Regions from separate parts of the Homo sapiens genome. Here region 1 is linked to region 2. Evidence: read pairs that join two places in POLR2A ChIA-PET (ENCODE). Cell type or tissue: OCI-LY7. All regions are shown on one strand. Each heading gives the region's core, and the rest is flanking DNA. Links, peaks and the distances in the headings are about the cores only.

Region 1 (2,912 bases), core at 238-2,737, 320 kb after region 2:
ATATGCCCGCCTTGGCCTCCCAAAGTGCTGGGATTACAGGTGTGAGCCACCGTGCCTGGCCACTCTTTATATATTTTGGATATTCTGTGTTGCATATATGATTCGAAAATTTTTTTTTCTGCTGGGCACGGTGGCTCATGCCTGTAATCCTAGCATTTTGGGAGGCTGAGGTGGGCGGATCACTTGAGGTCAGGAGTTAAAGACCAGCCTGGCCAACATGGTGAAACCCCATCTCTAATAAAAATACAAAAATTAGCCAGGCGTGGTGGTGCGTGCCTGTAATCCCAGCTATTTGGGAGGCTGAGGCTCGAGAATCACTTGAACCCGAGAGTTGGAGGTTGCAGGGAGCCAAGATTGCGCCACTGCACTCCAGCCTGGGCGACAGAGTGAGACTCTAACTCAAAAAAAAAAAAAAAGAATTTTTTTTTTTCTATTCCATGGGTTGCCTTTTCACTCTGTTGGTAGTGTTATTTGATGCACAAAATATTGTACACTATACAGTATGAACTAACAAAAAACAATGAGATGTGTGTAGATAGATATTCATGATGTATATTGAAATGACGAGCAAGTTGAAGATCAGGCCTCCATTTTTTACTAAGAGAAAAATGCACCCTTTTTTTTTTTTTAGACAGGATCTTGCTCTGTTGCCCAGGGTGGAGTGCAGTGGTGCAATCACGACTCACTGCAGCCTCGACTTCCCAGGCTCAAGTGATCCTCCCACATCAACCTCTTGAGTAGCTGGGACTACAGGCATGGGCCACCATGCTGGCTAACTTGTATTTTTTGTACAGATGAGGTTTCACTGTGTTGCAAAGGCTAGTCTCGAACTCCTGGGCTCAAGTGATCTGCCCACCTTGGTCTCCCAAAGCTCTAGGATTCCAGGCATCCGCCACTGTGCCCAGCCTGCACCTCTTTTTGATTACAGAGTTAGGTATATATAAACTGAGATTGAAAAATAAGAGAAAATATACTCAGGGCTGGGCTCAGTGGCTCAAACCTGTAATTCCAGTGCTCTGGGAAGCTGAGGTGGGAGTATTGCTTGAGCTCAGGAGTTTGAGACCAGCCTGGGGAACACAGTGAGACCCTATCTCTACAAAGAAAAAAAAAGAAAAAAAAAATCACCGAGGTGTGGTGGTACCCATCTGTAGTCCCAGCTACTTAGGAAGCTGAGACAGGAGGATCACTGGAGCCCGGGAGGTTGAGGCTGCAGTAAGCCATGATCATGCCACTGTACTCCAGCCTGGGCTGGACAAAGTGAGACCCTGTCTTAAAAAAAAAAAAAAAAAAGTACTCAGCTGTTACTAATGGTTACTGCTGGGGGATGAGATTGAATTGGAAGGAGAGAGGAGAGGTACGGGGGGCAGGAAAGGGAGACAATAATGAGGGACTTTCAGTTTTACTTTACATAATTTTCTTTTAAGTATTGGAATTTAGGTGATTTTTCCTTTGGGGTTTTCTGTATTTTCCAATCACAATAAATAAAATAAGTTATAAATATTTGTTGCATGAATGAAATGTATAAACCCATTTATGTATGTATTTTTTTAAAATTAGTATATTATTAAGTCTATACAATATTAGTATATTGTTATGTATGTATAAGCTTTTTAACATGAAGTTTGCAGAATATAGTACTTCTTCCAAACTCTATGACATGGGGGGAACTGAAGTATGGGGATATCTTGTACCAGTGTAAGAATTCAAGAAGAGACCGTGTGTGGTGGCTCATGCCTATAATCCCAGCACTTTGGGATGCCAAAGCAGGATGATCTCTTGGAGCTAGGCGTTCAAGACCAGCCTGGGCAACATATCAAGACCCCATCTCTAAAAAAAAAAAAAAAAATTAACTGGGTGTGGTAGTGCGGGCCTATAGTCCTAGCTATTCCAGAAGCTGAGGTGGGAGGATTGCTTGAGCCCAGGAGTTTGAGGCTGTAGTGACCTATACCAGTGATTATACCAGTGCACTCTAGCCCAGGCAACAGAGTGAGACCTGGTCTCAAAAAAAAAAAAAAAAATCAAGAAGAGCAATCTGGATATGAGCATTTGGGATTTTTAGCAAACTGCTGAGATTTTGTCTATAGCTTGAACCTTTCTTTTAGCTAACTTGATGATACTGATGATAAGCAAGGACTGTCTTTTTAAAAATGTTTACTTCATTATTTTCCTGACAGAAATGACATCAGATGTACCATCACTGGGTCCAGCCATTGCCTCTGGAAACTCTGGACCTGGAATTCAAGGTGGAGGAGCCATTGTCCAGAGGGCTATTAAGCGGCGACCAGGGTGAGTTTGAGTGTAGTGTGTTATGAATATCTCTCCTATAAACCAACTTTAGTTGCTGAATTTATTTAGTTGCTGAACTCACTTCGCTATTCCTGACCATCTCACTTCAACTTGATTACTTACTACACTACTGTCATATAAGTCTCCTTAGTCCCTGTATTTTTGTTTATGAAGAATTTGTTTTTATCCAAGTTTCCCGTAAGCAGTTCTTTTTTTAAACCAAAATTTCCGTAAGATAAAGGACTGTAGCTAAGCCCAGAGATTTTACTATGCCTGAGAAAACTGTTTGCTGCTTTCATTAAGCTTTGTTTCTGTTTTCCCAAAATCATTTTGGTAGGCTGCTTTTCTGAATTTAGAGAATGCTGAGCTCTAGAATAGCTGTCTTCTAAGTTATTGATATGTTGCTTGGTTTGGAATGCAGAGTCCATTCAGCTCCAAAAGTATTTATTAAATTCCTAATTAGTGTTATGGCATTGTGCTGATTCCAAGTAGGATACAAAGATGAATAAGACACAGTCCTTGTTTCTAAGTTGGTTGTGTTCTGATAGAAATAATTATTATACACATGAATATATGATAGAATATGCCTAGTTTTGTTAGGAACAAATTTGATACTATGTTTTTCT
Region 2 (2,880 bases), core at 381-2,880:
ACTCCTGGGTTAAAGTAATCGTCCCGCTTCATCTTCCTAAAATACTGGGATTACAGGTGTGAGCCACCGCGCCCAGCCCAGCTTATTTCTTTCTTATTCCTTTTTCTTTTAGCTTCTCTGTTCTTCTCTTTCCTGTTTTTCCTTCTAGCCTAGCTTTCTTTTCCCATCAGTCACTTAGTACGTTCCTCAGAATGTTCCCAACACCCTGCCTCCTTTTTCTCTTTCCTCATCTCTCTGATTTCCTTCTTTCTTTCTTTTCTTTTTTTTTTTTTTTTGAGATGGAGTCTCGCTGCTCTGTCACCCAGGCTGGAGTGTAATGGCACGATCTTGGTTCCATGCAACCTCCGCCTCCTGGCTTCAAGTGATTCTCCTGCCTCAACCTCCTGAGTAGCTGTGATTACAGGCATCCGCCACCACGCCCGGCTAATTTTTGTATTTTTAGTAGAGACAGGGTTTCACCTTGTTAGTCAGGCTGGTCTCGAACTCCTGACCTCGTCATCTGCCTGCCTCAGCCTCCCAAAGTGCTGGAATTACAGGTGTGAGCCACTGCACCCAGCCTGATTTCCTTCTTTCTGTATCTGTTGTCTTCTCTCCTCAGCTCTTTGTGTTTTTCCTTGTCTTTTGTCCTCAGACTTGATCCTGCTCCCTCGGTGTCTGCATTGACTCCTCATGCTGGGACTGGACCCGTCAACCCCCCTGCTCGCTGCTCACGTACCTTCATCACTTTTAGTGATGATGCAACTTTCGAGGAATGGTTCCCCCAAGGGCGGCCCCCAAAAGTCCCTGTTCGTGAGGTCTGTCCAGTGACCCATCGTCCAGCCCTATACCGGGACCCTGTTACAGACATACCCTATGCCACTGCTCGAGCCTTCAAGATCATTCGTGAGGCTTACAAGAAGTACATTACTGCCCATGGACTGCCGCCCACTGCCTCAGCCCTGGGCCCCGGCCCGCCACCTCCTGAGCCCCTCCCTGGCTCTGGGCCCCGAGCCTTGCGCCAGAAAATTGTCATTAAATGAAGAGATGTCTAGTCCTCAGAAACTTCTTTCCTGCCCTGATTGGGGCTCTTGCTGTTCCGTTTCTTCTCCCTGCTTCTCCCCTTTGTCATCTCTGATCTTTGCCTAATCTGTTTCTTTTTCCTTTTCCCCTAGTTCTTACAGGTTTCGTTGTGTTTTTTAATCTAATAAAATAGAAAGATCCCTTTTGTCTGGTGTCCAGTCTAGGGTTGGGAGCAAGAAGTATTTGAATACCTGCATATATTTGGGTCTTTATTCGATAGCATTTATTATGAGCTGTCCTTTCTAAATTGTATTCATTCCTCCAACTAAATTATAAACATCTGAAAATTGCACACCAAAACACATCCTTGTATTGACCTTCCTATCACTTTACACTCACTGTTTTGAATACAGCAGGCACCAAATAAGGAGGAACTGGCTGATTCTAGTCGAACTCATATGTCTCAGACTGGGGCTTGTATGAAGGGAAGTGGAAGAGATGCCATGGCTGTTAATGACCACTAGAGGCTCTCAGGGCTGGGCAGGGTATGGGGGCTGTGTATATGTGATCTCCCACTACCCCCCACCTGGCCAGAGCTAAAATAATAAAATGCTGAGCTCACTGTTCCCCCACCCTCTCCCCCGGCACCGGGCTCCTCCTGCTGCTGGGACAGTGCTCTAGTAGAACAGACAGACCTACTGACACAGGGGAGGTGAGAAGGGAGGTGACCACCAGGACTGGTAGGTGGGGAAGACAGGGGGCTTATGGATGAGAGCCCGGTGGGAGATGGGAGGAGAAGAGTGGCTCCTATGGGGAATGATGTGGAGTGTGTCCCTGTCTCTGTCACTCAGTGTATATTTCTGCCACTGTGCCGTCCTACCCCTTAACTGTGTATAGTTTACATTGTCGATGTGTCTCACATACTTTCTGGATCTTTCATATTCAGCATGGTGTGTATGCATAGCTCCTTATGCGTATCTTATATTGTACAAAATTGTGCGAGTTTAATATTCCCACTGTTTTTAAAGAAACTTTACCCTATTTACACCCATTGGTCTGGTGTCACCTTCCTGTCCAAAGCAAGGGACAGATTATGGGGACTCACAGAGGCCTTACTACCCTTCCCCCAACCTGGAAGTCCCCCAACTGCTCCGAGCCCTTGCTTTCCCTTAAGACTTCAAATTTTAGCAAACACAGAAAGTGAAATCTTGATCCCCCACAATAAAAGGGAAATGAGGATGGGGTAAGAGACTCTCTCTTCCCCTTACACCTCATTGTCCTTGGTTTTTTTATCCGGTTTAGGAAAAAGCCTGGATTATGAGGAGGAGAGGAGGAATTTCCCTGAAGCTCTCTATTCCCCCACCCCTCATCCCCTTTCAATAGGAACTGGGCATAGGACCAGCTGTGTTGGCAGGGCTTCCAGCAGCTGTGTTAGGGCGAAGGCACTGACAAGTGAGGTTATAGGGGAGGGGTGCTGCCAGGATTTCTCTGTCATACCGTGGGAAGACAAACCCAGCTTAGATGTCTGGGATCCCCATCCAGAGTGGCTGGAAGCTGGGGAAGCAGAAAGGAGACTCTAGTTCTAACTCTAAACAACCTAATCTTCCCCACTTCCCATCCTCAACTAGACTTCTAATCTCCAAGAAATCCAATCCAATGTTCTGCCCCCCTGGCTGGTCTCTTTGTGTCCCTGCTGTGTCCCTGTCCATCTTACCATTGTCCATCCTTTTGTCCCATGTTGCCCAGGCTCTGTGAGTACCACACAGTGGGGAGGGGGTGGGGGCCACCATGTCATCATATCAGAAGGAACTGGAGAAATACAGAGACATAGATGAAGATGAGATCCTAAGGACCTTGAGCCCCGAGGAGCTAGAGCAGCTG

What was found. ChIA-PET counts read pairs that join two places held together with the same protein. Peaks named below come from ENCODE experiments on the same cell type or tissue, not always from the same donor. Only the 100,000 strongest peaks of a DNase experiment are listed, where the experiment ranks them.
Region 1: POLR2A ChIA-PET joins it to region 2 with 13 read pairs; 2 of 35 experiments call an interaction of 5 or more read pairs at or near these places.

Annotation. Positions count from the first base shown.
Region 1 is chr1:150,857,723-150,860,634 of GRCh38, reverse strand. It overlaps ARNT (aryl hydrocarbon receptor nuclear translocator), which reads left to right. Exons shown (of 22, transcript NM_001668.4): 2 at 2,175-2,286. Among named protein-coding and RNA genes, the nearest start is that of ARNT, 17 kb to the left of the region's middle. In OCI-LY7, for the core only: no CTCF peak of the experiment used is centred there; no DNase peak of the experiment used is centred there.
Region 2 is chr1:151,174,783-151,177,662 of GRCh38, reverse strand. TMOD4 (tropomodulin 4) reads left to right here and starts at 1,682. Exons shown (of 10, transcript NM_013353.3): 1 at 1,682-1,739; 2 at 2,746-2,880. The coding sequence starts at 2,788. VPS72 (vacuolar protein sorting 72 homolog) reads left to right here. Exons shown (of 6, transcript NM_005997.3): 6 at 632-1,359. The coding sequence ends at 1,019. In OCI-LY7, for the core only: a CTCF peak has its summit at 1,527; a DNase peak (open chromatin) is centred at 1,522.